Linked DNA regions of Homo sapiens: region 2 is linked to region 1. A link is an interaction called in ENCODE POLR2A ChIA-PET data of the cell type or tissue named here. Cell type or tissue: MCF 10A. All regions are shown on one strand. Links, peaks and the distances in the headings refer to the core of each region. The heading gives the core; the rest is flanking DNA. Region 1 overlaps UTP25 (UTP25 small subunit processome component). Region 2 has its middle 44 kb from the start of SYT14.

What was found. ChIA-PET counts read pairs that join two places held together with the same protein. Peaks named below come from ENCODE experiments on the same cell type or tissue, not always from the same donor. Only the 100,000 strongest peaks of a DNase experiment are listed, where the experiment ranks them.
Region 2: POLR2A ChIA-PET joins it to region 1 with 14 read pairs; 2 of 35 experiments call an interaction of 5 or more read pairs at or near these places.

What each region holds. Positions count from the first base shown.
Region 1 is chr1:209,834,085-209,850,362 of GRCh38, reverse strand. It overlaps UTP25 (UTP25 small subunit processome component), which reads right to left. Exons shown (of 12, transcript NM_014388.7): 5 at 15,200-15,288; 6 at 13,152-13,562; 7 at 11,235-11,454; 8 at 9,308-9,510; 9 at 7,916-8,098; 10 at 7,668-7,780; 11 at 6,667-6,912. Among named protein-coding and RNA genes, the nearest start is that of UTP25, 14 kb to the right of the region's middle. RefSeq lists an enhancer at 10,265-10,559. In MCF 10A, for the core only: no CTCF peak of the experiment used is centred there; DNase peaks (open chromatin) are centred at 10,302 and 11,612.
Region 2 is chr1:209,886,103-209,902,380 of GRCh38, reverse strand. No RefSeq gene overlaps it. Among named protein-coding and RNA genes, the nearest start is that of SYT14, 44 kb to the left of the region's middle. RefSeq lists enhancers at 3,362-3,889, 5,787-6,986. In MCF 10A, for the core only: no CTCF peak of the experiment used is centred there; a DNase peak (open chromatin) is centred at 6,440.

The DNA of each region.
Region 1 (16,278 bases), core at 5,823-13,822:
CTCTCTGGAGACCTTCCTTTCCCAAACCATGACTGTGATCTATTATGTGGTTCACCTTTCAACATCCTTTCCATAAAGAAGGAATTCTAACGGCTAATGAACTTGAATAAACTGTTCTACCTCACTAGTTCTCAAAACAAAAACAACACTGAGTTCTACTTCTGCTTAGAATGTATAAAACTCGAGAATATTGCTCCTATACCAATAAGAAAAAGTCAGATAATCTATTATACAAAAATGTTCCTTTTCTTGAGCCCAAAGAGCTACCATCATGAAGCAATCAGGTAACCTGAATTAGGTGGTGAGCTGGTGTATGTTTAATAATTGGTCCTCAGTGGGAGAAAGGGAGGGTGCTAATTTGAAGGATTTGTCAGTTTCAAGCTACCAATGTCATGCTGCTGACCCAGAGATGTGCAGCCAGGTCTCATGAGCCAGTGTGAGCCAGCTTCAGCTCACCATGGACTGAGTTCCAAAGAGTAGCCCTTCTGAGGAAAAACGGGACACAGGAACTACTGCACCTTAGGCAGAGCACAGGAGAAAGATGGCCTCTGCCAAAAAAGTGGGTAGTAAGAAAATAGATACACTTCTAACACATTCTTAAAGGGCAAGAATAGGCTTGCCTGACTTCAGGACCCCAGGGATCCCTGGATGCTCCTTTAGTTCACATCCACTCATGAGCTTGTTCCAGAGGCCTGCACTGGGAGCCCTGGAGAAAGCAGAAGACCCGAGGGAGACCCCACTGGTGGTAGGGACATGAAAGCCCACCTACTTCCCAGGCCCATTATCGTGAAACCCATGGTAAAAACGTGAAGCACACGGGGGAGAAGAAAGGAGCCACCCTGTCCCCCACCCCTAATCGCAGGCAGGCAAAGGCAAACCACTTGAGGGGGAGGGTGAGTAGAAGCAAAAGTTGTCTGCCCTTAAGGGAAGGGCAGTAAACCCCCACCCTTCCATTTGTCCCCCACACAAGACTTGTACCCAGTAAAAAGCATTCTGCCCCAGAGGAAGGGGTAAGAAACCTGTTCAGCCCAAGTTCCTGCACTGATACAAGCAGAGTTCGATTAGGGAAGAAGCTGTATACACTTCACCACAAAGATCCCTCACAGATAAAAGGTGGAGTCTGGCTGCCACGGAGGTAGCGGGGCAGGAACCCTGAGAAAACCTCACCCCCAAAGCTTGGAATAAAAAGGGCCTGCCAAAAATTGAGCTGGACCAGGAGAACCCCCTCCCCCCGACTTCATGCCTTGCAAGGAGAAACAAGAGGCCTCCTGTGAGGAGGGGTCTGAGTGTGGAGTGAGACCCTCCTCTGGCACACGTGTCAAGGCCTCAGTGACAGCTGAGCAATCAGGACACTGAGAAAAACCCTCCAGCACCCGAGACCCTACACCAAGCCCACTGTCTGCTGGAGGAATTTGAGGTCTGTGGTGTTGGGAAGGTATCTACAGTAACAATCAAATCCTGACTAGATTGATAGCACCCACACCAGTGGCCTACGGAAGGGGTGCGGCCGGACATAAGTATTATTTACTTCAGCCTCTACATTCCATTGAAAGTTATAGAAGACACAAAAAAGCAAGAAAAGACATCCAAACAATGAGGTATCATTTTGACTATCACATCAGTAGCAATAATTCAGTCTATGGAGCTTTGGAGAAATAGGTGAATGGAGCATAAATTACTTTGTCTATGAATTCAGGAGAAGATATGGAAAAGATGCAAAGGAGCAAATAAGTGGCAACGCATGACACATTTTTAACTGTGTACAGCCTCTGTGCTAACGAGTTTTCCTTTCAAAATCTATCCCAAGAAAATAACTAGGTAAGTATTTCATCAAAACATATGCATATGGATGTTTTGCGTATTATTATATACAACAGCAGAAAACAGAAAAAAAACCCCTATATGCCCACTAAAAGGAAGCTAGCTTAATTAACCAATGTAATACTATGTAGCCATTAAAAACAATGTGATGTTTACCTCACACGTTACTTATTAATTACATACACACACTAAGTGATTTTAGTGATTTGGCATCACCAAGAATGAGACAAAGTGACATTACGTGCCTTCTGATGAGATGAGGTAGAAAGTACGTAATATTCCCTAAGTAGAATTCTTATCAAAAGATATTTATTCTAAATCAGTCATCCCCAAACTGCTGCACATTGAAATCACCTAGCTGGTTGTTTTTTTATTTTTTTTATTAATACTTAGGTTTGGTCCCCATCCCAGACACTGCGATTTAATTGGTACTGGGATGTGACCTGGGCATTTGGATTTTTAAAAGCTTCTATTCTAACGTACGGCAAAGTTTGAGAACCACTGATCTAAATAACAAGGGAACAATTAGATAAATCCAGACTGTGAGACATACTGCAGGAAACCAGATTGGACTCTTCAAAAAGATGTCGATGTCATGAAAAAGTAAAAAAGCAAGAGAGTTATTCTGGATGAGGGTTTCTCAGTGTTAACACTGCTGACATTTTGAGACAGATAATTCTTTGTGGTTGGGGGCTGTCCTGTGAACGAAGGTGTTTCACAGCATCACTGGTCTCAACCCACTGGAACCACCAGAATAATCCTCCAGTTGTGATAACCAAAAATGTCTCCAGATATTGCCAAATGTCCCTGAGGGAGCAAAATTGTTCCCCAATTGAGAACTAAACTAGATTAAAGAAACAAAAGCAGTAAGTTAACCAAATGCTATATATGATCCTTACTGAATCCTTTTTGGCCGGAGGGGAAAGAGCTATAATGGTCATTTTGGTGACAACTAGCAAAATCTGAATATAGACTAGATATCAGATGATATTACTGTAGTAACATCAGGTAGCATGATAATGGTGCTATGGTTAGATAAAAGAATGTTTTTGTTTTTAGGAGCTACATGCTAAAATATTTAGGGGTGAAGTGTCAATGAAGACTCACGCTACTTTACTTTCAAATGGTTCAGGAAGAAAAAATAAGAGATGTGAGTGGGGATAGAGAGAAGATGGGTATGTGCAAATGTGATAAAATGAGAACAGCTGGTGGAATTTGGGGTAAAAGCATTTATAAATAAACAGATGTTTATTGTTAGTCTCTTAACAATTTTCTTTCACAATGAAATCTTTTCAAATAAAAACCTGGGGGAAGAGAGGATGTCGTAGAGCTATATATAGTAACTTAAAAATATACACAAAAATCCACAATATACAAATATACAGGCCAAAATGTTAGTCTTTGAATTTTTTTAAATGAGCACATAAAACATCTAAGACAAAGGAAAAAAAAATCCTTAAAACAAAAAAAGATCCTAATTTTAGTATTGTTTTTTAAAAAAACACGTGTGTGTGTGCACGTGTGCATGTGCACACATTTTTCACATAAAAAAGATGGAAAAAAATTACCAAAAAGAGTATTTATATCAGGGCAGTGAGATTTTTAACCTAAAATTTCCAATATCTCTACAATAACTGTGAAATACCCTCACAATCAGGAAAAACAAAACAATAAAACTGTTAAGTGTTATATTAAACACACACACATGAAAATCTGTCTCAGTCCCAATGCAACCACAATAGAGACTGAGTATCTCCTGGCAACAGAGAACATGGCCAGGGCCTCTTCCAAGGGGCAGTTAGTGGCAAGTCTCCATAGCTTGAGCACCCCTTACCCTGCCTTCCTCCTCCCTTATATATGCTTTGTTTTCAGTGACTCCTACAAACACAGCCTAATCACCCTTACAGTACCTTCCACATGTCTATTTCACGAGCCACTGTTAAAGACAAATGAGGCAACCACAATGAACTTGAAAGACTGGCTCCTTCCTACGGTCCATAAAGACCAAGTCTACTACTTCTAGAACTGGGATTCTCCTGTAGGGGAAGGGAGTAATCAGAAATTCCCAGCAGCCTTTCCAAACTCCACAAATCCCACCTCCAGTTTCTGACTTGCCTCCTGGTTGAGATCCTCCCTGCTGTGGAAACCCACTGATAACGCACTGGAAAAGAGCTGTGACCCATCACTGGGAGGGCAATCATGACCAAATGTTCATCCAATTCTAAGATTCTGCTAGTTTAATCTTCCCCACATAAAACAAATCTTCAGGTTAAAAAATTTTTGCTAACTCAAAAATGAATTCTAATCTTCCTAACATTGCCAGCTGTCATAGAGAATATAAAAACAGAGTCAGATACTACAATATAAAATACATGTACATTTTCTGGCCGGGCACGGTGGCTCATGCCTGTAACCCCAACACTTCTTGGGAGGCTGAAGTGCGCAGATCACATGAGGCCAGGAGTTCAAGACCAGCCTGGCCAACATGGCAAAACCTCGTCTACTAAAAATACAAAAATCAGCCAGGCGTGGTGATGCAATTCTGTAATCCCAGCTACTCAGGAGGCTGAGTCACGAGAATTGCTTGAACCCAAGAGGCAGACGCTGCAGCGGGCCGAGATCACACCACTGCACTCCAGCCTGAGCAACAAAGTGAGACTGTCTTAAAAAAAAAAAAAGAAAAAGAAAAAGAAAAAAAAAGTACTTATTCTAAGGTCAAATTAAAAAAAAAAAAATCACAAAGGCACTGCACACCAAAACATCCATCATCACCTTGGTGATCTCTCGAGCAAAAAATTCTATAGCTGGAAACCTTGAGATAATTAGCTGTTGCAGAACTCTAAAGCACATTATTTTCATTCATCTTCTACAAAAGAAACACCAATTAACCTGGCCCAGGGCATAAAGCAAATGGCATATGCTGAGATTTGTCCTTATCGTGACTTTGAGGGCAACATGGCTTGGTAAATAGACAGTGTAATACAGGAGACTGTCCTGCTTACAAAGGGCTCCATGCCCTGTCCTTGAAAAGCTGCTGAGATATTAAAGAGCTTAATTCCCATCCCAGCTTAATTCACAGTTGCCATAGACAATCACACTGGGAAGTTTTCCAATCCATCCACTTCACTTAAAGGGCTTGCTTTCATTTGTCAAGATGATAGAAAGCTAAGAGCTTTTAAGACCTGATGAGTGCAACTTCCCCAAATACTTTCCAACATGAATGGAAACGACAACTTACTGGAACAGAGCAAATAATGAGGGCAACAAGCAGGCATTCATTAACACTCTTTGGCCAAGCAGCCTTCTCTGGGTAGCCAAGAATGGAGCCTGGGAAACACAAATTTAATCAATCCTCAACTCTCTAAGAGGTCATGCCATGCCAGCTTTGCTATGCCTAGGCAAGCTGCTGGGACGCCTCCCTCCCCATCCTGGGAACAAGGACGTTATCTGGGGAGCACCATCCTAATCGTTTTAGCATAAACTAAAAGGTAATGCAATGCCAAAGTGCATCATCTAATGTGCTCCAAAGCTTGGGAGATTTCTGGCGTATCTGTTTAGGATTCTCTGAGAAAATGCACCCATTGTGAGTTAATAAAACAGTAAAGTCAGAACTTAAATCCACTGGACATTATTGTGAAATCAGGATGAGGTAACAGAATGTAATTTACATAACTCTACAGGCAAGGGTTAAAAAAAGCCTTTTACATATTATGCAACCATGAAAATTGAAAATAAAAATCTAAAAAATAAAAAAGCTTTTTCTATTTATCAACAGAGAGAGACTTAGCAAAACAATAAAATACATGAGCTCTAGGGCCAGAAGGGCCGCCACTATCCCAAACAGTAATAGAAGGCTCAGTATTACTAACCCTCTAATTAGAGTTGGTTTTTTTTTTTTTTTTTTTTTTTGAGATGGAGTTTCGCTCTTGTTGCCCAAGCTGGAGTGCAATGGCACGATCTCAGCTAACTGCAACCTCTGCCTCCCGGGTTCAAGCTATTCTCCTGCCTCAGCCTCCCGAGTAGCTGGGATTATAGGCACACACCACCACGCTCAACTAATTTTTTATATTTTTAGTAGAAACGGGGTTTCACCATGTTAGCCGGGATGGTCTTGAACTCCTGACCACAGGTGATTCGCCTGCCTTGGCCTCCCAAAGTGCTGGGATTACAGGTGTGAGCCACTGCACCTGGCCTGAGTTTTTAAAAAAATAACATGAAGACCAATCAACTTATTTTGTCAAAGTCACCTGGTAGGAAATCTAAGCAAACGCTGAAACCCTTCAACATTCAACTTGAAGCCCTTACCCTTTTACCTCCTGCAAATGTCAAGGAGCCCACGGTCCTAGTTCTCCTTGGTAGGGAGTATCTGTGCATACCTCAGGAACACCGCAACTGTCTGGAAACTGACACTGTACTCAGCCTCCATCTCCCCAGAAAACACAGTTCTCAATGCTTTTGTCTGTGCACTGAGGGCAAACAGAGGGAAAAAGTCTAGACAGGGACAACTCAAGTGAATACAGGGAAGGTCCCTCCCCTTCCTTGTATTCATTTGAGTTGTCCTGTAATGTCCTTCTTGCAGTGTATAACCACAGCTACATGCCAGGTCTATAGACAGGGTATGCTTTGGTTTCTACATCCTTCTTCAGCAATGCCCATTTTGGGAGAAAACCAACTAACCAACCAAGAAGAGTCTGTCCAAACCAAAAACTCTCTGGCTACTTTGTAAGAGTGCGAGAGTGAGGGATGATCTCAACACCACGAAGCCTGCCATGCATTCAGAGCAGGCCATGATTTGTCCTGCACCTCCCCTTCAGAGAGGAGGCTTGAAACCTGGCACCACTTTACCTTTTGTAGAAATGGAAGCGCTCTGTGAAAAGTAGAAACTGTTTCTCTCCTTGAAGGAAGAAGTGTCTGGCCCTGGAGACACCAGACTTCTGCGTGTACTCGCAGATGTGGGTAAAATTCAATTCCTCCTTCTTGAAGTAATTTCGAAGACGCACGAAGTCAAAGTAGGAGGGGATATAGATGAGCGTGTGAGACATGACTGCATCACGATACTGTGGCAAAATCTTGTTCACAAAAAAGTTAAACCTGATTTGGAATGGCAAAGGGCAAAATTAATGTCTAGAGCTAAGCTTATGGTGTCTCTTAACTGTGTGACCCTGAGCAAATTACAATCTCGTGTTAAAAGATTACCTCCCCAGAGGCCAATATGATTTACCTCCTCTCAAAGAGATTATGTAAGGATAAAACTTGATAAGCACACTAAAAAAATAAGTGTCAACACTATTCATTGTAAAAAACAGATGTAATACCATTATATCCCAGAGAATTACTCTAGGAAGTACACACCACACTATTCAGTCAGTCAGTCAGTCACTCAGTCACTCAGTCCAACAGTCAACAAATAATCACTGAACATCTACCATATACTAAGCCTCACTAAGCTTCTTTGGGGTCCCCTAACTAAACACAATGAAGAAAAAGGGGGAAATTATACAATTAGAAAAATAGTTCTTTCCCTGAGGGGCTTACAATTAACTTGCTGACATGAGACACTTTGTAGCATAAAGCTGTATAATTTTAAAATGCCACAGTCAAGAGTGAAAGAGTCCTGATTTATAGTAATAACCCTGCTACTAACTAGTTATGAGACCTAGGCCAAAGTCACTATTTCTCTCTGTGCTTCAGTTTCCTCCTCTGACAAATGACATAATTAAGTTCAATTATCTCAACTGATTTGGTAGTTATCAATAAAAGCAAAATGGAATCCAATTCTAGGTTTGTATGCCCAAGTCAAATCTCTCTATGTGGTCCCCAGGGGCCTGCTGGGAGGAGTGGGTTACCTGGCATCAATCACTGAAGCTAGGTTTTCAGCTTCCATCCTCTGGAAGACATGTGGGAGCTGCACCAGGACATGACTGATAGAGCCTGTCATTGGGACATTCCTCACGGCCACCTGCCAGTAGTCAACAAGAGCGTTAGGTGGACAGCCATCCCCTTCTTGACCAGAAGCTATCGCCTCCTTCTACCTCAGGACCCAAACAATAAACAGTGCTCATGAAGATACTGAGGAAACAAGACGAGAACCCACCTGGCCTTGCATGTTGACACAGTACTTGTTGAACACTGAGTTGATCTGGGCATCCTGAAGGGCCCCAAATAGCAGTGTCTGGCGATAGTACTTGGACCAATTATTGAGGCTCCACATCCGCACTCGAGAAAAGTCTACCCCATGTGAGTCCAGGGGTAGTAGGTTCATGTGATTCATCAAATGCTTTGAGTGGAAATAATATTACCATTAGTGTTGACTGAGAGCATTTACATGTTGGACATTGCTAAACATTTTCCGAGTCTATCAACTCATGTACTATCATCTCCTAAATTATAACAAGAAAACTGAGGCTCACATGGGTGAGTGACTTGCCCATGGTCAGCCAAACATCCCCAATGAGGAGATAAGCTAAAACTGGCCCTCCTGGAATTTTAACAAATGATCAAAATGGTACCTACAGGAATGTTCCTTTAAAATGAACTTCTGAAATGCCACACTGGTCTCTCTATGGGTCCCTAAGTCCCAGACTTGGACAAGAAGGGAAATGCCATGGAAAACAGAGCTGCTGTCCCTCAATTACCTGGTTCTCAAAACATTAGGAATAGTTGCAGTGTCACCCTGTCTTTTCCTCAAATCTAAGAATATAACTCGACTATGCCAAATGCCTTTTCCATTTTAATTATATTTTTACCTTGTAATAGATATTGAAGGGTAATGAGTACAATAAATTTATTTCCTACTTTAGAAGTAAGTTCTACCCTTCATTTGTCCCAAACTTCCTGCAAGCTTCAAGACATGGGGTTGTAGAAGGGGTGAGTTCCCATATGCCTTAGAAAAATAAACCTATAGTTCCTAAATAAGGATTGTTCCAAAGCAGTTTTTCAGTCCTAAAACTGATAACACTGCAGAGTGTGTGGAGAAGGAGAAAAAAATTACAGTACAAATTACATCGGGTAATAAAGACATCCTATATTTCTCTACAAAACAAGATCCCACCTTAAAAAATCTTGAGCAGGGTATTCCCATCTTCACCAAAGACCAAACAAAACAGCATAAGCAAAAACCACATGTGGGATTATGTTAGGTAAAGATGTTCCTGGTGAGGACCCATCCATCCATCAACCTATCCCATCCACCCATCCACCCACCCTAAAGTTAGTAGAAAGAAATTTTAAGGGAAAGAAATCTTTTCTGGAGATTTGAAAATGACTGACAGGAATTTTAATCTGTAGACAGTTTAATTATGGACAATCTCTGGGTAGAAAAGGGGACAAAAGACTTTTTCAAATTAGAAAATGTGGAGTGTGTGTCCTTGCTTCCAAACAAGAGTTCTAATCTGGACTTAAATAATTCTTTAGGACTTAAACCACTGGGTGTCTTATCCCTCTAAATATGAATACTGTCCCACTGAATGTGAATGGCCAGCATTACCAGGACATGCTCCCAGTTCTGCATCAGGTAAATGTCAGCTTGATCAATGATGAGAAGCTCGATAGAAGACAGAAAGTCAAAATCTCTCTTCTTCTCTCCTTCTCCACCAATGATGGTCCTCAAGCCCAGGGGGGAAGCAATGAGGATATCCGAGGAGTAAAACGGGGCATAGAGTCGGATGCTTCTCTGAAGTATTGCCACTCCTACACAAAACAGCCAAGTACACACCAATTCATTAGTCACTACCAAGCCATTACCTTCCACCCTCTCAAAGCAGTCCACCACTTCTATTGCTTCCACATCTCTTTTGTTCCTCTTAGCATGTAACTGTGCTCAACTGCTTTAATTATTAAAACATAAGAACAAGAGAAATCTCTCCCTTGCATCTATAGTCCCTTCTAGCTTCTACCTTCTCTTCCTTTCCGTCACTATCAAACTGCTCCAGAGAATTCTCTCTACTTTCAAATCTCTCCTTCACTTCTCACTCCACTGCAATCCGGCCTCTGATTCTCAGGACTCCAGAGAAATGACTCTTGCTAAGGTCCCCACAGTCCTCAGTCACCAACAGGATGAACACTTTTGAGAGCTTCTTATGAGGAAAGTACAAACGGCACAGAATGTACTAACAGCTGCCTTGCAATGCTCTTTTCCTTGCTAATAGTTTCCATGACTTCAACTCTCACTTTTGCTTCTATCACTGACCTGGCCCTTGTCTGTCCTTCCAGATCCAAATAACTCTTCTGCAAACTGGTGGATTCACTTGTCAGCTCTGCTCTCGTGCTGCATAAAGCTTTGGGTTAACTGACTCACTGATCATGGCTTTAATGTCACCTTCACACAAATGTGTATTTCCAGCCCATATCTTTTTCCTGAGCTCCAGAACAATATACCAACTGCTTCCTGGACAGCTATATATGTTCCAAACAAAACACGAGCTCTTGTCTCCTTATGCCTTACATTCCACCATACCGAAGCCTGTGTGAATCATAGGTCATTCCAAGCTTAGTCACCCTGATGCCTCTGCAACAGGCAGTTTCCTGTCTGAAATGTTTTCCTCCACTCAGCCACCTCCCTTTGAAACTGGCTGAATCCTACACAGGTTTCCACCTAGTACAGATGACACCTCCACCACGACATCTTCCCTAACCACCCTGCCCCCATTTTGGGTAAGGGGGTTTGCTTTAAATGCTCCGAGAACAACCGTTGCACACATATCCTGCACTGCCTGCTCTGTCGTAGGCTGGATTTCCTTAGCAATGGGAACTATAACTTTTATTTCTATATTTATCTGTAGATTCCCAGCTTCTTAACAGTGCCTGGCACACTGTAGATACTCAATAAGTATTTGTGAATGAGCATATGTGACTAATGAACATTTCCCCAAGAACTTTACTCTATAAAAGGTATAACCAACCAAAGTCAATGGGAGCTGAATGAGAGACAAGCAAAAATGTGAAAATTTGGGTGGAAGTCATGTGTGGAGATTATTCAGGGTAGGCATCTATGTAGCACACAGGAGAAAGTCCACCTTTATGTAGAGACAGTCATTTTATTCAGCCTCCCCAGAATGACCCCATCAGCCCCATCACTTCCAACATCCTAGAGAACCCCTTGTAGCATCTATCTGCTACCAGCTATGGGTGTGCTTTCACACTTCTGTTATAAACTTGCTATAAATTTCTGTTATAAATGTACATGTGCCTTTCATATATGGCCTCAGAGATCCTCCCGACTCCACTGGCCTAATGTCCACCCCATTAGCCAAGGCAAGACTCTCCCATGGCAAACAACATGTCTCAAAGGCACACTGGTTCTGTTAAAGAGGCACAGTGAGTGATCCACTGGGAAAATATCTAATTCCAGCTTCTGGTCTCCAGCTATGTAGACCTTCACACTTTAGGTCTCAAAGTTGATAAGGAAGAATTACCAATCCTGAAGTGGTCATCAATATTGCCCACAAATACGGCTTCATAATCCTCAGGCCTCTTCAAGTTGGGTGGTCTCTCCTCGGGATCTGATCCATATTCTCCCTGAAACCTCTTTTTGTTGCTCACAATGATTTTCTTCTTGCTGTCACCCTCGAGGAGGCTGATGAAGAGCTGCACCACCCGCAAAGCAGCTTCCCGGAATGGCACCACTATCAGTACCTGTGCAGACAGCAACAGCAGCCTTAGTGGGGTAAGAGGAAGGAACAGGATCTTGAGGTGAAACTGCTGAGGAAGTGGAGCTAAAAAGCTCCATGTAGAGCAGTGGCCCCCAGCCAAGAAACATACCTATGTTACCCGCTTTGCGCAGGGCTTGGCTCAACACCAGAAACTGAGCACCTTTCATAACCCCAGCACCATGACCTGCGGACTTCAGACCCATCAGTCCACGTGAGACATTTCTCAAGCAGAATTTGGAAATACCTTTTACAATAAGCCAATGCCTCTAACAGATACGTCTACCAGTAAAAACTCAAGGACATAAACACATGAGCTCTTTGAGGGAAAGATTTCTGTGTCTCCCACAGAATTAGTGCAATATTTTTATCCTAAAGACACAGTGAATAAATACATGTCGAATAAATAAATGGAACAAGTAGAGAAGAAATAAAGCGGGTAAGAAAAAGGATTAACACATCATTACATTTCTAGTGCATTCTCTATACAGTGTTTCAGAAATGACAATAAAGCATTTCTAAAAAAAAATGACCACAATTAATGGGAAAAACAGGACTCAGCTTTCTAAGCATATTCAAAAATATTTAAAGTTACTGTTGAGAATAAAAACCGAAGATGCTTAAAAAATGGTTAATTTCTAATTTCCTATTGTAAACAATGGACATAACCCCAGTTAAATCACGTAATTCACCAAATTATAATATGTTTCATAGATAATCTGCCTCTTATTCTTCTATGTAATTCTAAATGGAAACAACCTTATAACCCTGATGTTCAAGCCCCAAGGAGTGCAGTGGACTCAGCTTGGTACAGTTGCAGAGATGGTGGACCAAGATTTAAGAGGACTGGGTTATTGTTCCAGCGGTGACAGTAAGCGTCGGGGCTTTGGTTTCCCCCGCTATTACACAAGGGAGTTTGACTAAGAAATCTCTAAAGGCCACATTAGTATCAAATTTCTAGAATCCTATTAAACTCAATGAGAAAATTCTAAAAAGATGAGGCTTCTTCAATACGGAGAGATGCAGTTCAGGGCAGGGGGACAAGTCCTGGTTCTATAACATCATGAATAATGTAGATAAAATTGAAAGCCATTTCCTGTTAAGGCCTCAAATCCACTAGAGCTTAGACTTATGAATACAAACGCATCACTTTAAGCAGCAATAACTTTACAGTGGCAAATGTAAATTTTTGCTTTCAAAGGCTGACGTATGTATGTGGCTTAGTGAAGAGAATCTATGGTTCTTGTCTCATCTCTGCTATTCTTTCCCTGGTTCTCTTTAGCAAGGCCCTCTATGAATTTCTACGAATTTGGGGTTGTCCACAGCTGTAATATGGAGGGATTGGATAAAAGGCTCATTAAGGTCCCATCCAGCTTTGACAACCACAAAGAAGAGATTTATAATGGAGTTTTATTTATATACTCTGGGTTTATCTTTAAGGAAAGTGTCATGAAGTGCCTCCTTCTCGCAAGTTTCCAGCTACATCCACTGTCAGAAACAGCCCACTAAGCTGCTGCAGTGCTGCTCTGACACTACCTGGCCTACTTAATATGCTCACATTTGGGCTCATTCATTATGCCAGTCAATTATTAAAATACCCAAGTTCCTGCTAAGTGTCAGGCACCTCTATGGCAGTGCCTTGCAGCCACCTCCTCGAGAGCAAAGCTTTCCTGCTGGACTCACCTTGGGCCTTGTTAACCCTTGGTCTCTGAAGTCATCATCATCACCCACTCCAAACTTCTGGCTTCGGCGTCTGCTATTGTTGCCAAGCACCTGGGCATTGGCTTTGAGGATGTGATTTATCACATGCAGGCAATACACATGGCGGATCTCTTCCCCGTTCTTCAGAGCAGTCCTTTCCGGGTAGAACAGGTCCCGGTAAGAATTCATAATTAAGAAGAGTTCTTTCTGGAGGGGGGTGAATGGGCTGCTTGATTTTTGGGGACCAGATAGGAACTGGCTGTTGGTCTTAGTCCAGGTGGATTCCAGAGGCTTCTGGAGATGAAGTGACTTTAAGTCAATATCCTTTGGGGGTTTAAATGTTTCCAACTTCTGAAACTTAGAGGAAAAGAAAAGCTGGCCCAGAATAGGCCACTAGGGGAGAAACAGATCAAGAGCCAAATTAGAAATGAATAACAGTAAATTACATTCACATAGTACTATATTTAGCGAATTTTTTCATGATTTATAGATCATCTCATTTAATCCTCACAACAGCCCTGCAAGGTAGTTACCATGATACTCATGTTATAGTTTAGGAAGCACTGAGGTTCATACAGAGGTTGTATGATACAAAGTTTACACAGAAGAAAATGGAGCTGAGGGCTAGACCCCAAGGTTTCTGACTTCAAATCTGAGCTCTTCACCCTATCAGTTGTCCCACACTGTTCTGTGGAATATATTCTGGGAAGAGTCAACATTCATTCTAGAAACAAAGGGGTTCCATGGTCAAATACCCTTGATAAACATCACAAAACTTAATTCCTCTGAGGGAGATTGACAATGTACACTCGATACTAAAGGTGTTGACAAGTTCTATGACAAGAAATCTGTCCATTTTGTTTAAATCCTAAGGAATACTATTTTCTATTTTGTGGGATACAAGTTTAAGAATTTTTGCATTATAGCTAAATTGCTGATCTAAAAATAGGACAACCTCAGCAATAAAAAGAAATAAATTACTGATAGCTGAAATAACTTGGATGACTCTCCAGGGAATCATGCTGAGTGAAAAAAAAACAATCTCAAAAGGTTACATGCTGTATGAGTCATTTAACATTTTTAAAATGACAAAATTATAGAAATGGAGACCAGATTAGTGGTTACCAGGGGTTAGAAATGGGGGTGGGGCAGGGTGCAGAGGGAGGCAGATATGGTTATAAAAGGGCAACAAGGATTTGTATTTTGCTGGAAATGTTCTGCATCTTGATGGCAGGAGTAGATACAGGAACCTATGCATGATAAAATTGTATATAAATATAGGCACAGGCATATGCAGTTGAACAGGAGTAAAACCAGATCTGAGTAAGACTGGTAGATTATATCAATGTCAGTTTCCTGGCTGTGACATTATACTACAGTTCTACAAGATTTCACCACTGAGGAAAACTGGGCAAAGGGTACAAGATGTCTTTGTATGATTTCTTACAACTGCATGTATATCTATAATTATTCCCTCAATAAAAATTTCAATTAAAAAAAGGATGACCAACTCTCATGAATGGCATCAGTGGTAAGAACAAAGAAGCAAAAACTGCCCAATATCTGGATAATTTATTTGTGGACCTACCTCAGATATTTCAAACAAATGAACAACAGTAGTACCTACTGTTTTAATGAACACTGTTTTACTGAACACTATGTATTAGTAAACTATTCTATTTTGAGATAGGTATTATTATCCCCCTCTAGCAGACTAGAATAGTGAATAGCAAAAAAGCAGATGAACTTGCCTTGGGTCAAAATGTGATAGCTCCTTGAAGATGTTGGTCTCCAAATCCACTCTTACCCATCATTATATTATCTGGCACCCACACTCCAGCTTCCTGGTGCGTTTTCTAGCTACAACTGTGCCCCACTAGGCTCTTCTAGCCTTCCTTATGCCCTGCTTCCCTATCAAGCCATCTACTGCAGGTGTATATCATACATTCTGGGAGGCCACTAAAACCCAAGACCACTGTTTTATTTAGAGCTTTCTCTATTTGTGACCGGGATGACCAAGCAACACTTACTTTAAGCTCGTGGGTAGTTTTGGGATTTGTGGCAACAGCCTGAATTGCTTTTTCTTTCAGTTCTTTGTTCACATGTTGAAGAAATGGATCTAATTCAGAAATAAAAAATGTCAGCACACTATGCAACTACAGAGGGGTTTTGTGGTCTTCCCCTGTGAAAGACATGTTGATCTTCATTGTGTTAACTCATCCTTTTCTCCATTGACTTTCCCCACCCTCTGGCCAAGTCCAGAGCTTAAAAACTTCTGAAAGGTTCATTTTCCTAAAACATTTCTCTAATTATATTACTTCCCAGCTTGAAAACTTTTGAAGAAACTTCTCAGCCTGGAATTCAGAGCACTTTAGGATATACCTCCAACCTGCATCTCCGTTATCATTTCTGGACTATATGGCCCTCAAATTCTTCTGCCTCTGTGCTTTTCCTTCCTTCAACTAAAAATTCCAGCCTCTCCTTCACTTCATTTTTGCATATCCAAATGTTATCAATTTAATGTTACCCACTGAATCACAATAAATACTTCCCAGGCTTACTGTGTTAGGCACAACGTTGGCTCACCTTGTTCCCTAGAGTCATCACTTTCTCAAGTCTCCTACTCTGCCCAACCCACCCATTCCAACACATATACATATATACATGTCTTATCTAGCAGACTGCAAGGTCTCTAAGAACAGGTTCCATGTCTGATTGATCTTGCACTGGGACACACAGATATGACCAATACTCCACTGAATTGAACAAATGATCCACATGATAGCATCTGCACTCCAAGTAATCTTTAGTATTCTGAGCTAGCCACCCAACCTTCTCTCCCAGTCCCACTCATAAGAAACAGAACAAAGTTAAATGACCCATCCAAGCATCCAAACAGTAAAATTTCAAATGAAATGCATCTTGTATTAAATATCTAAGAGTGAACAACAGGACATAAGAATTCTAGATGCTAATATATCTGTATGAGCAAAACAACCACAGAAATTATGGGACAGTCAAGCTTCCTAATGTTTCCTCCAAAGTTTCTAAGTTTTAATGGTTCAGAATGGAGTTTGTACTAAAATCTACAAATTCTACCTGTCACTTC
Region 2 (16,278 bases), core at 3,144-11,143, 55 kb before region 1:
TATCCAGGAAGTCAAGAAAATGAGAGGTTATTTTGAAGATAAAATCTGAAGAAATGGCAAAGAGGAAAATCAAGAAACTATTAAGTGAAGGATATTTATGATCCAATTTAAAATGAAAAACTGTCAGGAAGTATAAGCTACGGTATAAATAAGAACATATAAAATACATCCAAACAAAATGCAGGTATCATAAAAATATACAAATGACATTTTCACAGCACTATCTTAAGGCCTTAAGAAAGACCCAGCAATATCATATCAGGCCAAATAAAACATGAGGACTCACCTCTATACCTGGGATTTAATTGAGACTTCTTCCTAGGTATTAACTTTAAGTGACATATTAAATATTCCTCAACTCGAGTTTATTCAGATAATCAAACTTCTGGTAGGCATACATTTGGTTGTGATAAATGTTTATCTCCCTAAAACAAAATGTAGTTATGGCTTATAATGATATTAAAAATAAACCAAAAATAGTCAATTTTCTTGAAATATTTCAGGGAGGCTTTATTCTTTGCCTGAAGTATAAACCATAACACTAATTGAAGAATATTTTATCTCCTTTATATATATTTTCTTTCATTAAAAATGAATTGAATATTGTTTCAAAACTGCAGGATATAATTTTAATGGCATTTATGAACACTTAAATTTGTTTGCAGACTGAGAAAATTAGTTCATGAGTAAGCCTTTGAAAAACTCAAGTAGCAACTTCTTAGAATACATAATGTTATGAGAGATGACTGTTTTGTGTATTAGCATTTTTAGGGTTTTAATAATTTAAATCAATTCCTTCTTCCCAAAAGTTAATGTTTTATATAATATGAATTGCAGATAAGTTGAAATTTCATACATTATTTTCCCTTTTATTTATAGAATTACAGGCAGTGGAAAACAAAAATAAGATATGCAGATTTCAAGTACCAATGCAGCATATGTATTCTGAAGCGGCCTCGGGGTAGCAAGGCAATTTGACTTGTTAAAGCTAAAAAGTAGTTGAAAACACAGAACAACAAAAATATCCTGAAAATGCTACCAGGATGTGACTACCACACCCTTCCTGCATTAGGCTATTTTTCAGGAATGATAGTTCTATATTGTTGTTATTTTGCTTTGGGTTTATGGAGATGGGATTTATCAACTGTTCCTGTAGCAATAGTTTTCTTCTTGGTATTTGCTCTCCACCACTCCAAGTTCAATCATAGTGCCCATCGAAATCTCTACAGACATCACTAATTTGTGATGTTGGATATCACTAATTAAGGTTAGCGTACCAGAAATACTTGGAAAAAGACTGAGATAGACAGTTACCTGCAGAAGGTTTATTGGGAATACTCTGGGGAGAAACACATGGAAATAAGTGAGGAAAGCAGGAAGATTGGGCAGAGGGAGAAAGTGACTCACAATGAGGTAGCTCCTGAGGCTTCTGCTGATCCCACAGGAATCCTGGAGCCCAGATTAAGGCAAGGGGGTTGGCCTTTATATGCCCTCATTCAGCAGGTCATTGGCCATGAGACACTGCTGACAGGGGCTGTAGCCTTGGGTGAGGCAGTTCCATGAAACCCAGGGGATGCAGCTGTAGATACCCCCAGCAACTGGAAGATGGGTGCTGTGGCCCAAAAGAGGGGACTTGGGGGAACAACACAGTATCCAATATGTTTCACTCCTTGCATCACTCAGGTTCACTTGCTTTCTGGAGTAAGTTCCTTCTGGCAACAGCTCCTCCAGAATTGCTAATGAGGTATAAATGTGTTAACTAGATACTTGAACAGGTAAAAAGGAACTCTAAGATATTATGAAGTTAGCATCAAAACACTACCACCCCTACGGCTGAGGGAACAAAAGGAAGATATTAGAATGACTAAACCCTGGAAGCTGAAGAGGAGCAGCTCTGAGAAGCCAAAGCTCAGACTTGAAGAGGAGATACTGTTTGGGAGGAGGGCCTAAGTGGGGCTGGGACCCGCATCTCGGAAAAGGGGCACCTGCTGGCTAATGCTGGCATCTTTGAGGGGGATGTGATAAAACTCATTCTGTAAGTGTTGGGAAAATGGCAAACTGCATTTTAGCTGCTACTGTGGGACAGAACTGCTGCTGTTGGGATGAAGTTCCACAGAAGTGATGCTCACAGGAAGTCCACGGGAAGCAGGTAGTTGGGCTGCTTTGAGGACTTTGTCCTCCCTCCTCCAGCCTTGAGCTCTTCCTCTAGCACCCCCTATTGGCAGAGCCCAACACAGAGCTAACTGGCAAAGCGGACTGTTTTGCAGAGTCCCAGCTGAGCATCACAAAGCTGGGTATCATAGGAGGGGTTTGAAGTTAAGAGGCAATGACTTAACAAGTACAGGAATGTTTAGAATGGGTTAGAGGACTGATTCGAGAAATGTTTCATTGAGGACACAGGTTTTGGACTCAGACTCAGGTTAAAATATCTGCTCTTCCACTTACTGTTGGGTAAATTCAGTGATTATCTTAATTTTCTGTGTCTCAGTTTCCTCATCTGTAAAGTGGAGTTAATATCTGCCCCATGGGGTTGTTGTGGGAGGTAATGTCTATGAAACACCCAGCAGTCAGCTTGGCTCATAGTAGTTGCTCAGTAAATGAGTTGTGATTATTACCATGGGGAAGACTGAAGGCAGAGAGACCTGTGAAGACATTTTCAGTAGCACAGACTTAAGCTTTCTGCACTATGAACTATGCTGATGGTAGCAGGAATAAAAATAGTAGGATAGATAGATGTAAGAGACCTTTGAAAGAGAGAGTCAAAAGAACTCAATGACTGTATATATACATATGTATACATACACACACATATATATATATGTTGATTCCTATGGCGGATGAAGGAAAGGGAGAAATCATCAAATCAGCAATGATGCCTGATTCAAATGGACCTTTCTAGTGGCTTTGGGCCAGCCTAAAAAGATAACTCCAGTAATCAAAGTACATTAAGTGCTTAATAATTGTTTCCTGGATGTTTGTTGAATGCACGTTAAACCATTGTTAAGGTACTGTTTTGAGAGGTGACAGCGTGCTGGCAGTCCTCAGAGCCCTCGCTTGCTCTCGGCACCTCCCCTGCCTGGGCTCCCACTTTGGCGGCATTTGAGGAGCCCTTCAGCCCCCCCACTGCACTGTGGGAGCCCCTTTCTGGGCTGGCCAAGGCTGGAGCCCACTCCCTCAGCTTGCAGGGAGGTGTGGAGGGAGAGGCACGAGCGGGAACCCGGGCTGCGTGCGGCGCTTGCAGGCCAGCTGGAGTTCCGGGTGGGCGTGGGCTTGGTGGGCTCCACACTCGGAGCAGCCAGCCAGCCTTGCTGGCCCCGGGCAATGCGGGACTTAGCATCCGGGCCAGTGGCTGCGGAGGGTGTACTGAGTCCCCCAGCAGTGCCGGCCCACCAGCGCTGTGCTCGATTTCTTACCGGGCCTTAGCTGCCTTCCCGTGGGGCAGGGCTTGGGACCTGCAGCCCACCATGCCTGAGCCTCCCACCCACTCCATGGGCTCCTGTGCGGCCCCAGCCTCCCCGACGAGCACCAACCCCTGCTCCACGGTGCCCAGTCCCATCGACCACCCAAGGGCTGAGGAATGCGAGCGCACGGCGCAGGACTGGCAGGCAGTCCACCTGCAGCCCCGGTGCGGGATCCACTAGGTGAAGCCAGCTGGGCTCCTGAGTCTGGTGGGGACGTGGAGAGTCTTTATATCTAGCTCAGGGATTGTAAATACACCAATCAGCACCCTGTGTTTAGCTCAAGGTTTGTGAGTGCACCAATCAATACTCTGTATCTAGCTGCTCTGGTGGGGCCCTGGAGAACGTGTGTGTCAAAACTCTGTATCTAACTAATCTGATGGGGAGGTGGAGAACCTTTGTATCTAGCTCAGGGATTGTAAAAGCACCAGTCAGCAGCCTGACAAAACAGGCCACTCAGCTCTACCAATCAGCAGGATGTGGGTGGGGCCAGATAAGAGAATAAAAGCAGGCTGACCGAGCCAGCATTGGCAACCCGCTGGGGTCCCCTTCCACACTGTGGAAGCTGTGTTCTTTTGCCCTTTGCAATAAATCTTGCTACTGCTCACTCTTTGGGTCCACGTTGCTTTTATGAGCTGTAACACTCATCGCGAAGATCTGCAGCTTCACTCCTGAACCCAGCGAGACCACGAACCCACCAGGAGGAACGAACAACTCCAGACACCCTGCCTTAAGAGCTGTAACACTCACCGCAAAGGTCTGCAGCTTCACTTCTGAGCCAGCAAGACCACTGAACCCACCAGAAGGAAGAAACTCCGAACACATCTGAACATCAGAAGGGACAGACTCCAGACGCGCCACCTTAAGAGCTGTAACACTCACCGCGAGGGTCCACGGCTTCATTCTTGAAGTCTGTGAGACCAAGAACCCATCAATTCCGGACACAGTTGTAAATATACTAAATCATAAATTGTTAACTCACTAACTTACTTTTGCTAAATGTATGACAGATCGTGGTGAATCTGGTATACATGTACCCTGTTGGTGGTACAGTAAATTAATACAGCTCTTTTGATAAACACTATATAGGCTAGTTATCAAAAGTGATTTAAATGCTTACTGCTTTTGACTCAGTAATTTAAAAACTGAAATTCATAGGAAGAAGTTGAGAATATGGTACCTCTATGACTTTAGATGATCAACATAGAGGCAGCTACTACTGATCTCATGAAGTGTCCTTTGGCAACAAAATTGGCTTGATCCAAAATGCTAAGTTTGATGTACTCTTGTGCTTATTTTTTGCCGAGTCCTGCAAATGAACCAATAGGCATTTTGAAATCGAGAGTTACGTAGCCACTCTAACAGAAGGCGCCCTTCCTGTAGCTTGGCTATGTAATGACTGCCTTGTAATTTACAAGTCATATGGGTTCTGTCCGCTAAGTTGTACGCTCTTCCAGAAACATTGTGAGCAACCCACTTTAAAAAAATCCCTGAATGACCCGGGCTCCACCCCTCACAACTCTTTAGCTTTAGGCTTGCTCTGTCTCTTTCCTCCTCTTGCCCTGCTATGCTTCCTTCGCTTCTCTCTTACAACCTTAGCAAAGTGTTTCTGCTCACAAGACCACCAGCTTCAGCACAGCATGGACGCCTCTAATTCAAAACTCCGTCCTGATACATTGTGAACACTATTTTAGTGGTTGTTTGCAAGCCTCTGTTGACACTTATGAAAAAGTAGGTCAAAGGAGTAGAAATGCATGCAGCAATCACTCAGTATGGCCCAAATAATGCCACTAAAAAAATCTGTACAGTCATGATGTTTAAAAATATTTCTCAAATTATACTGATGGTATGGGGGTGAAGTCTGGCAAATTTACTTCTCCTTCTATCCTTGCCTCAGATTCACATCCTCCACGTCTTGTCACCTTCTCCCCAAAGCCTTCCCTGTCCTCTTTAGATTGTTAGAGAAGCACTGTCTCTATGTTCCCTCAGTACACCTAATATTGAACATACCTTTATTATAGCATTTCTTCTTCTGAAGTAATGATGCTTACATGGTTGTGTCCTCTTCTACACTGTATCTCAAGGTGGCATACATTAGGTACTTAATGAGTGTTTGCTGAATGTTTGTTGAATGAATTTATCTCCTTGTGTAATGCTAACCCTCATCAGCTTCCAATTATCCACGCTAATGGAAGGGAAGAGAGGTTTAGGATGATGTGAAATAATTGACAGTTCTAAAATCTGAGATCCCTGATTCAAAAGGCTTGTGTACTCAATAATGCAGTCACACACACACAAACAGCCATGCAGCTAGGAAGGTTTTAGAGGAAGAAGTCAACTGATTCAAATCCTCTCCAGGGTGGATTCGCAAGTCATGGGAAACAGTAAAACTGATGTGTTGGGTTTGCTCTGCCAGAATGCCTTTGCACCAGATACCCTGCATACCCTGTGGTCAAATGTCTTTTCCTGTCATAGCTACAAGCCAACAGCTCCATTGCATTAAAATTGCAGGTAGTTAGTTATATCCTATATGCTTTGACGTCAGTTTAATGCTAGGGCACGTAGAAATAAGGGTGAAGAGGGTAAGCTGGTCTTTGTCCTTGGGGAGGGCCTTGAGTACCATGCTCAATAATGTGAGTTTGAGGAGCCAGTGAAGGTATCCGAGTAAGAGAGCAATATTCATATAAGTGGTTATTGAAGATCCTTGGGTGGCAATGTGAAATGTGGATCTGAGGCAGGAGGAAGATCAGTTGGGAAGGGGTTCAGAGAACAAGTAAAGAAGAAAATCCTGAAATGGAAGTGAGACAGAGCAGGGACCCCTTTTAGGATCCTGCCTTCCCACCCCCAACCCAAGCATGGGAATAAAGGAAAATCTTGAGTTTCTTCAAGGGAAATTCCAGGCACCTAGCTAGCCTTGAGAAATAAATGAGTAATCTAATAGCTTAAAACAATAGCCAAGAAAGTTAGAGTCACAGGATGTTTGGTTCTCTAGAGAAACTAAAGATAACATCTTAACATACCTCGTCCCTGAGTTGTTTTTCAGAAACCTGGACCCGCCCCTACCTTCCCCCGCACCCCACCAAATGGAAAATACTGTCTGCTGGCATGTAGACCTCAAACGGGAGAACTGAGGACTGAACTCTATCATTCTTTGTTCTAAATTTCTTCCTGAGGGCCCTGGAGAAAGTCATGCCCACATGCTAGATCTTAACATTCTTTTCTTCCAACCCCAAATGTTTAGACAAAGCTTTGCTTCCTTAGTGAATTGCAAACCAGAGAGTCTTTGAATCCACCTGTGACCTGTAAAGCCCCAATTCGAGATATACCACCTTTTTAGGCCAAACCAATATATAACCTCCATGTATTGATTTACCATTTTGCTTGTGATTTCTGATTTCCTGAAATTTATCTCAGCCTTTGAAAAAACCTTGCTTGAGGCTGGGCACGGTGGCTCATACCTGTAATCCCAGCACTTCGGGAGGCCAAGGTGGGAGGGTCGCTTAAGCCCAGGAGTTCAAGACCAGCCTGAACAACATGGTGAAACCGGTTTCCATTTCTACTAAAAATACAAAATTAGTCGGGCGATAGTGGTGCATGCCTGTAATCCCAGCTACTCTGGAGGCTGAGGCAGGAGAATCGCTTGAGCCTGGGAGGTGGAGGTTGCAGTGAGCTGAGATCACACTACTGCACACGCTGAACGTGGATGACAGAGTGAGACCCTGTCTCAAAACAAACAAACAAACAAACAACAACAAAACAACAACAACAAAAAGCCTTGCTTGTAAGCCATCAAGTAGGTCAGGTCTGAAGTGTAAACTGCCAGATTCTCCTTGTTTGGGGCCCTGCAAATAAACATCCTCCTTTCTTTTGCTGCAAAACCTCAGGGTGGATGTTTAGCTTTACTGCACAGCATAAGCAAATCCATGTTTGGTTCAGTAAGAGAAGCGGGGAGCATCCTCCTTTGAGGCAGAAAGGGAAAAGTGAAGGATTAGTGATAAAGCACAGTGAGTCCAGGGAAGCTGACAGGCTTCATATGATGCGCGGTTAAGAGGGGAACGTTAAGGGAGGAACACATAAGGTTTCATCTTTCGGAGAGCACTTTGTTTTGAAACTGGCATTGTGGGGAATTTTAATGGTGAGCTGAAGTCAGCACGATTTGTGATTTTTATCCAGCAAGAACTGTGACCTTAACAATTCCATCTAGAGGCATCTGCTTTGAAAAAAAAATGGAAGAAGGGAAAGGGCATTGCTGTGGGACCAGAGGTGATTGCTGGCGGCTTCTCCGCTTACCTCATTAAAATGCCTCTTTGCTTCTCTTGATCTCTTTTCCCCTTTAAACCACTTTGCAAGAGCTGAGATCTGTATTCAACACTCATTAATTCGATTCATAATTATAGAGTACCTAATATGTACATTATTCAAGGTGCTGGGGTTAAAGCAATGAGCAAATCACATTAGGGAACAAATTCTACTCTCAGGGAATTTATATTCTATTTGGGGAAACAAACAATAGAGAGGTAAATAATAGTAATTCTAGACATTGATTAGTACAATAGAGAAAGTAGCCTGGATGCGGGGCTCACACCTGTAGTCCCAGCACTTTGGGAGTCCGAGGCAGGTGGATTGCTTGAGCTCAGGAATTCAAGACCAGCCTGGCCAACATGGCAAAACCCCGTTTCTACTAAAAACACAAAAATTAGCCGGGCGTGGTGGCACATGCCTATAGTCCCAGCTACTCAGGAGACTGAGGCATGAAAATCACTTGAACCCAGGAAGCCGGGAAAGGGAGGCTGCAGTGAGCTGAGATTGTGCCACTGCACTCCAGCCTGGGCGACAGAGTGGGACCCTGTCTCAAAAAAAATTTCAAAAAAAAAAAAAAGTAAAGTAAATCAGGGCAATGGGACAGATGTGGATGAGGCACCATTCAAGCCTGTGGTCAGGGAAGACTTTTCTGAGAAGACAACAGCTGAGCTGAGATCAGAGACAAGAAGCTCCAGTGTGTGAAAACCCAAGGCAAGGTCCTTTTGGCTTTTGGGCAGAGGGAACAAGTGTAATGGTTCTGAAGTGGGAACAAACTTAGAGCATTTGAGGAGCAGCAAGAGAACCAGTGTGGTTGAGTTGCAGTAAGCAACGCGGGAGCGGGCAGATGAGTTTGGAGACGCAGGAAGCAGGAAAATGTGGTAGCCAGAGTGCTGGCTGAGGCAGTAGAAGATTGCATTCTCCTGCAAAGATTTCCCCTGTGACCCAAGGACACTCGCCCTGGGTCTCAGCTTCTTGTTACAAGATGAGAGGCCTGGGCAAGATGATAGGAACTCTAGCCTGCCCAAGAAAGAGAAGTACTTAATGCTGTTTATTTAAAAGATGAATCTTTAAGGCTTTTGCAGCCTATGTTCTATGCTTATCAGGGCTCTCTGCAACCTAGCTCCAGGTTCCATAACAGCATGTTTCTCTACCTTTGGGATTCTTTAGTTGGGCTGTTCTTTTCCCTGTTCCCAGAATACCACAGACCCATGGAAGGGTTGATATTGCAGTTTTGAGTCTGAAAGAAATCTGAAGGCAGAATTTCTTCTTCCTCAGGGAACCTCAGTCTTTTTTCTTTTTTTTTTTTTTAATTTATTTTTTGAGACAGTCTCGCTTTGTCACCCAGGCTGGAGTGCAGTGGTGCAATCTTGGCTCATTGCAACCTCTGCCTCCTGGGTTCAAGTGATTCTCCTGCCTCACCCTTCTGAGTAGCTGGGACTACAGACATGTGCCACCACACCCGGCTCATTTTTGTTTTTGTTTTTTTTTAGTATAGACAGGGTTTTGCCATGTTGGCCAGGCTGGTCTTGAACTCCTGACCTCAAGTGATCCACCCGCTTTGAGTCTTTTCTCTTAAAATCTTCAATTGATTGGATGAGACCCACCCACATTATGGAGGGCAATCTGCTTAACTCAAACTTTACTTATCTAAGTGTTATCACATCTAAAAAATACCTTCACAGCAACATATAGACTAGTGTTTGACCAAACAACTGGGTACCATAGCCTAGCTGGGTTGACACATAAAATCAACCAGCACAATGAATCTTCCTTCACTATACTCAGCACAAGTCCACTGTGTGCAGGGAGCACTTGATGAATAGTTAACTAAAGGGCTGTAATTAGTGCTGTACATCCATTCATTCAGCAAACACTATGTTTAATGAGCACCTACTTTGGGCCAGGCTCTGTTCCAAGAGCTGGGCAAATGGCAGTGAACAAGACTGATAATGATTAAGTCTATTTTTTATTCATGTGCTTTGGCATCTTATAGATCCAGTGTGAACAGTTTTTGTTGTTGTTTTTATTATTTTGTTTTGTTGGCTGATGTAGAAAAGTTATCATAAGCATAATCCCTTTGTAGGTCTACTCATTAAAGCTGTCAGAGTAGGATTCTTAAAAAAAAAAAAAAAAAAAAAGAGGTTAGATAATTTGCTTAATTGCATTAAAGTACAGTTGGCCTTCCATATCCGTGAGTTCTGTATCCATGGATTCAATCAACCACAGGTAGAAAATAATTTGGAAAAAGATATTGCATCTGTACCAAACATGTACAGACCATTTTTCTTTGTCATTATTCCCTAAAAACAACTACTTACATAGCATTTACATTGTATTAAGTATTATAAGTAACCTGGAGTTGATTTAAAGTATACAGGAGAATGTGCATAGATTATAAGCAAATACTAGACTATTTTTTACCAGGGACTTCAGCATCTGTGGATTTTGCTATTCGGGGAGGTCCTGAAACCAATCACCTATGAATACCAAGGGACAACTGTGTATGACAGATAGATAGAATTATAAAAATGTCCCCTCAAGATGCTTGTCCCTGGTTAGTCATGTATGACAGATAGATAGAATTATAAAAATGTCCCCTCAAGATGCTTGTCCCTGGTTAGTCAAACACTAATCGTCTTAATGCTGAGAAGGTATTTTACAGATATAATTAAAGTCCCAAATCAGTTACCCTTGAGTTACAGAGATTATCTGTGTGGGCCTGACCCAGTAGATGAACCTTTTAAGAGCAGAGAGTTTTCTTTGGCTAGCAACAGAAGAGGAGTCAGAGATTCAAAGCACAAAGGGGATTCTATGCACCATTTCTGGCTCGAAGAAGGAAGGGGTCATCTGCCAAGGAATGTGAGTGACCTTAAGGACCAAAGAGCAGCCCCCCACCAATAGCCAGCAAGGAAATGGGACTTCAGTCCTACAACCACAGGAATAGAATTCTGTCAACAACCTGAATGACCTTGAAAGCAGATTCTTCCCAGATCCTCCAGGGAAGAGCCAGTAGGCAAACACCTTGATTTTGGCCCTGTTTGATCCTGTGTAAAGAATCCAGCAGAGCCCACACTCTGACCTACAGAACTGTGAGCCAAGAATTGGATGTTGCTCTAAGTTTGTGATAATGTGTTATGCAGTCACGGAAAACTAACATAGAGTATACAGCTAAATAATGATATGGCCTGTTTTAAAATCTTATTTTTTTAAAGTAGCTGAGAAAGTAAAATTCTTTCTCATTTTAATAATCTTTGGCACACATCTGCATAAAAGAAGAATGCTTTCTTAATGTGGTCAGTGGTATTTACTCATGAAAATACTGCAAATCTGAGACACACCAGTCCTGTTTTGGGTAAAAAGAAGTTTACTGCAAAGTATTAAGCCATTAAGCTAAAAGCAAAATAAATTAATGAGGATTCATAACTTATATCCACTGTCATATGTTTACAATATTTAGTATCATCTTTATCATGTGATATAAGGATGAGTCATAATATGGTCAAACTCCTGGTGTTAAATACCCCAAGGACTAAAGAGCTCATGAAGGAAATGAATAATTTGTTAATGCTTTAGAAATGAAGGCTTCAGGCAAGAAGAGTTTTGCTTCCTTTTCTTAATAAATGTAGATGGATGTATTTCATGATAATTTAATATTCCTGGAATAAACTCCCACTTTGCATCTGGCAAGTTTCTCCCTTTATGTTCATTAAATTTTCCTCTAGATCTACGCCTCTCCCCAAACCCCTCAGAGCCACCAAAATACACCCTGAAGGCAACGTAGGCTCAAATGCTAACTTCTGAGTATGAAAAGGACATAGGAGCAGGAGGGTTGTCAGTGATGGTCTGGATCAAAACACCCATTGTTCTAGACGAGGAAATGGAGGCCCAGGAATAGGCCTTATCCAAATCACAGAACAACTGGTAGTGGAACTGGAACTCAAACTTTATTTTTAAGATGATAAGTAGAAATATAAGTAAGCCCGCCTAGATTGACTTTTGTCAGAATTAACTTGCTAACATGTATGAGCTATTTGTGACAAAATTAGACTACATAGTTTTTAGTTTTGAATTCTAGGTCCCTAAACAAATATTACTGAAGGTGTCTCCATCCTCCTACTTTGGTAACTGTAAAATGAATAAATTTCTAGTGGCAGGCCATCTTTGAGGGTTGTTAGATAGTATTTGTGTGTATGGCTTTAAAAATCACTGAAAGGGCCTGCAGATTCGCTGATCCATGAAAGTAAGGTTAGCCTTGATATAGAACAGACTAAGATGGAGAAAGCTCCTAACCCAGCAACAGAGCCAGCAGTTCTGGATGTAAAACCACCTTCTTTTCCTCTCTGGATTCTGACTCTTAGATAATACACATAAGCACCGCTAGCCAAAAAAAGACAAAAATATTAGCTTTATCAACACTTTGGCAAGTGCCCAATAATCTCTACAATATGAGAATCTGTGGTACAACTTCGGATAGAGAAAAGCTGCTTGAAACTGGTGCCAAACTGGGGGCTTCTCACTTCTGCACTGGAATCTGGGCCTTGGGACAGGCACGAGCCTCCAAGGTGAGGAATGTGTAGAGTGCAGAGACTCTGAGTTTGCCGTTAATTCACTAAGGCAAACGGCCACAAGGTTTGTCACACACACTGTCACAAGCAAGACAGACCTAGTTCTCTCTATTGCATGGGCAAGGAAGATGCAATGGGCTCTCTTCACCTAGAAGACAGATAGATGTGGAAGCCCGGACCAGACGACCTGCTAGGCCTGGTTTCCTGTTTTCGAAGCCAATAGCCCTGCTCACTATAAAAATTAAAGAATTAATCTTTTTTTTTTTCTACCTGGGGAGGAACCAGTAGAGTGGATATTTGAACAGTTAGTGAAGTTACCTCCTGTATAGAAATAAGTGGGAATGTAAGAAGAGTAATATGATGTCTCCTTCAAAGTAAAAATGTTATCTCTTTAGACAGAATTAGAAACCAACTTTGTTTCAATATTTCTGAGAACTCTGAACCCAGAAGAATTATTGATAGAAACTTCTGGGAAGTTGATCGAGCAAATAATTGTTCCTCACCTTGGCCTGGCATTTAGGTTGCCTCTCTAGCAGAACAGTAGACAGGATTGAGAGGTGACAGCGTGCTGTCAGCCCTCGCAGCCCTTGCTCGCTCTCGGCGCCTCCTCGGCCTCGGCGCCCACTCTGGCCACGCTTGAGGAGCCCTTCAGCGCGCTGCTGCACTGTGGGAGCCCCTTTCTGAGCTGGCTGAGGCCTGAGCCGGCTCCCTCAGCTTGCAGGGAGGTGTGGAAGGAGAGGCACGGGCGGGAACCGGGACTGCGCGCGGCGCTTGCGGGCCAGCGCGAGTTCTGGGTGGGCGTGGGCTTCGCGGGCCCCGCACTCGGAACGGCCGGCCGGCCCGGGAGACAGTGAGGGGCTTAGCACCCGGGCCAGCAGTTGCGGAGGGTGCGTCGGGTCCCCCAGCAGTGCCGGCCCACCGACGCTGGCTCGATTATTTCGCCGGGCCTTAGCTGCCTCCCCGCGGGGCAGGGCTCGGGACCTGCAGCCCGCCATGCCTGAGCCTCCCCCAACCCGCCGTGGACTCCTGTACAGCCTCCCCGACGAGCGCCGCCCCCTGCTCCGCGGCGCCCTTTCGTCCCATCCACCGCCCAAGGGCTGAGGGGTGCGGAAACAAGGCGCGGGACTGGCAGGCAGCTCCACCTGCAGCCCGGGTGCGGGATCCACTGGGTGAAGCCAGCTGGGCTCCTGAGTTTAGCGAGGACTTGGAGAAACCTTTATGTTTAGCTAAGGGATTGTAAATCAATCGGCACTCTGTATCTAGCTCAAAGTTTGTAAATGCACCAATCAGCACTCTGTGTCTAGCTAATCTAGTGGGGACTTGGAGAACTTTTGTGTCTATCTCAGGGATTGTAAACGCACCAATCCCCACCCTGTCAAAACGGACCAATCAGCTCTCGGTAAAACAGACCAATCGGCTCTCTGTAAAATGGACCAGTCAGCAGGATGTGGGTGGTGCCAGATAAGAGAATAAAAGCAGGCTGCCCGAGCCAGCAGCGGCGATCTGTTCTGGTCTTTTTCCAGCTGTAGAAGCTTTGTTCTTTTGCTCTTTGCAATAAATCTTGTTGCTGCTCACTTTTTGGGTCCACACTGCCTTTATAAGCTGTAACACTCACCACGAAGGTCTGCAGCTTCACTCCTGAAGCCAGCGACACCAGGAACCCACCAGAAGGAAGAAACTCGGAGCACATCCGACCATCAGAACAAACTCCAGACATGCTGCTTTTAAGAAGTGTAATACTCACCAGGAGGGTCCGCAGCTTCCTTCTTGAAGTCAGTGAGACTAAGAACCTACCAATTCGGGACACAGTAAGACATAAACACATAGATATTTATGGTACAAGGTGGAAAGACATAAATGCTACATAGTAGAAGCAGAAAAAGTGCTATGAGAATCCAGAGATCAGAGAGACTGAATATAGTCCTTCCATGTCCCTGGGTTCCGCATATGTGAATTCAATCAACCAAAGATCAAAATTATTTGAGAATAAAATAAATAAAACAAATTTAAAATATACAGTATAACAGCTATTTACATAGCATTTAAATTGTATTAGGTATTATAAGTAATCTAGAGATAAGCTATATGGGAGGATGTGCATAGGTTATGTGCAAATACTACATTATTTTATATAAAGGATTTGGGCATCCATGGATTTTGGTATCTGTAGGGTCCTGGAACCAATCCCCTGATGATAACAAAGGACAACTGTACATGTCCAGGAAGAGGAGGTTAGGCTTCATGAAGGAAGTTAACAAGTGAAATAGGCCTTGAGGGATGGGGATAGACTGTGGGGATTTAGGAAGGGAATCCCAGGAAGATGAGGAAAACATAGGGTGTGCATAAGAAACTGACTTTTTAGTTTCAAAAGAGATGGGAAGTACAGGCCGGGCGTGGTGGCTCATGCCTGTAATGTCAGCACTTTGGGAGGCTGAGTCGGGCAGATCATCTGAGGTCAGGAGTTCAAGACCAGCCTGGCCAACATGGTGAAACCGCATCTCTACCAAGAATACAAAATTAGCTGGGCATGGTGGTGCGTGCCTGTAATCCCAGCTACTTGGGGGGCTGAGGCAGGAGAATCACTTGAACCCGGGAAGCAGAAGTTGCAGTGAGCCGAGATTGCACCATTGCACTCCAGCCTGGGCAACAAGAGCGAAACTCCGTCTTAAAAAAGAGAGAGAGAGATGGGTAGCACAATGGAGAATTAAGGTTAGGAAGATAGGTTGGAGACAGACAGTGGGAAGTAGGGAGAGAGGATGGCGTTTAATGATAGGTGAAGAAGTTTAGATTTTATGCTGGGGAGCCAGTGAACAGTTTTTTAAAAAATTAGAGTGACTTGATCCCAGTGCTGTTTTAGAACCTGAATCTGGATTGGCGTGGGGAGAGCTTGGAGCCAGGAAGTCCAACTACTAGGAGGCTCCCACAGGACATTAGATGTGCGGTGTTGAGGGCTGGCCATGAATTGGGGCAGTGGGAAGAGGAATGGAATGGTGGCATCAAATGGACAGAAGCACTGGGTGCTAGTGAGGGACAGGACCTCTGTCCGGGAGGCAGTGCTGTGAAGGAGGAAGAGTGCCAGAACCTAGCCCTTAACTTACTGGCATGAGACAAGGAGGAGGGAAAAGGATGGGCAAGAGCACACTGTGATAGGTCAGCTCCATGCCAGCTCACACAGTCCATTAAGGCACGTGGTATTATCTTCATTTTACAATCAAGGAAACTAGACTGAGAAGAATCTGCCCAAGGTCACACCTTAGACCGCCATGGACATCAGCTTCCTTCCTTATCTACAACCTGCTGAGTTCAGTTTTGAACATGTTGAATGGGAGGTGCTGGGAGGATTTGCAGGTGTAGATGCGCTCATGGGCGATCACACAAACTCACACACCTGTTTGTTCATTCCTTTGTTTTTTGCGTGTCTGCTCCACTTCATCTCTTTGCACTCTGCATTCTCTCCCTTCCTTCTCCCTCCCCTATTCCCTTCTCTTTTTTCTTCTGATCTATTTTATCTTTTTCCTCTTTTTCTTTTTCCCAACTGAGTTAAAACATGCAGAAGCCTTTTTACACTGAAAAGCTATGAAAATATAAGAGACTGTTATCAATATTCTCTTTTCTCTGTATCAGTGGTTCTCAACTGGGGGCAATTTTGCCTCTCAGGGGACATTTGGCAATGACTGAAGACATTTTTGGTTGTCACAGCTGGAAGGGGATAATACTGGCATCTAGTGGGTAAAGACCAGGAATGCTGCTATCATACAATGCACACAGTAACCACCCCCTCCTCAAGAAAAATAATTATCCAGCCCCAAACGTTGCTCTGTACCTGAGGTCTGGCAGTGACCACTGCAGCACTGCTGAGTTTTACCAGGGGCTCTAGTTTAAGGCAGGGAGGATAGGCTTGTTTAATCAGAAGTCAAACCACTATAGATGGAGGCATTTAAGGAATCTGAAAT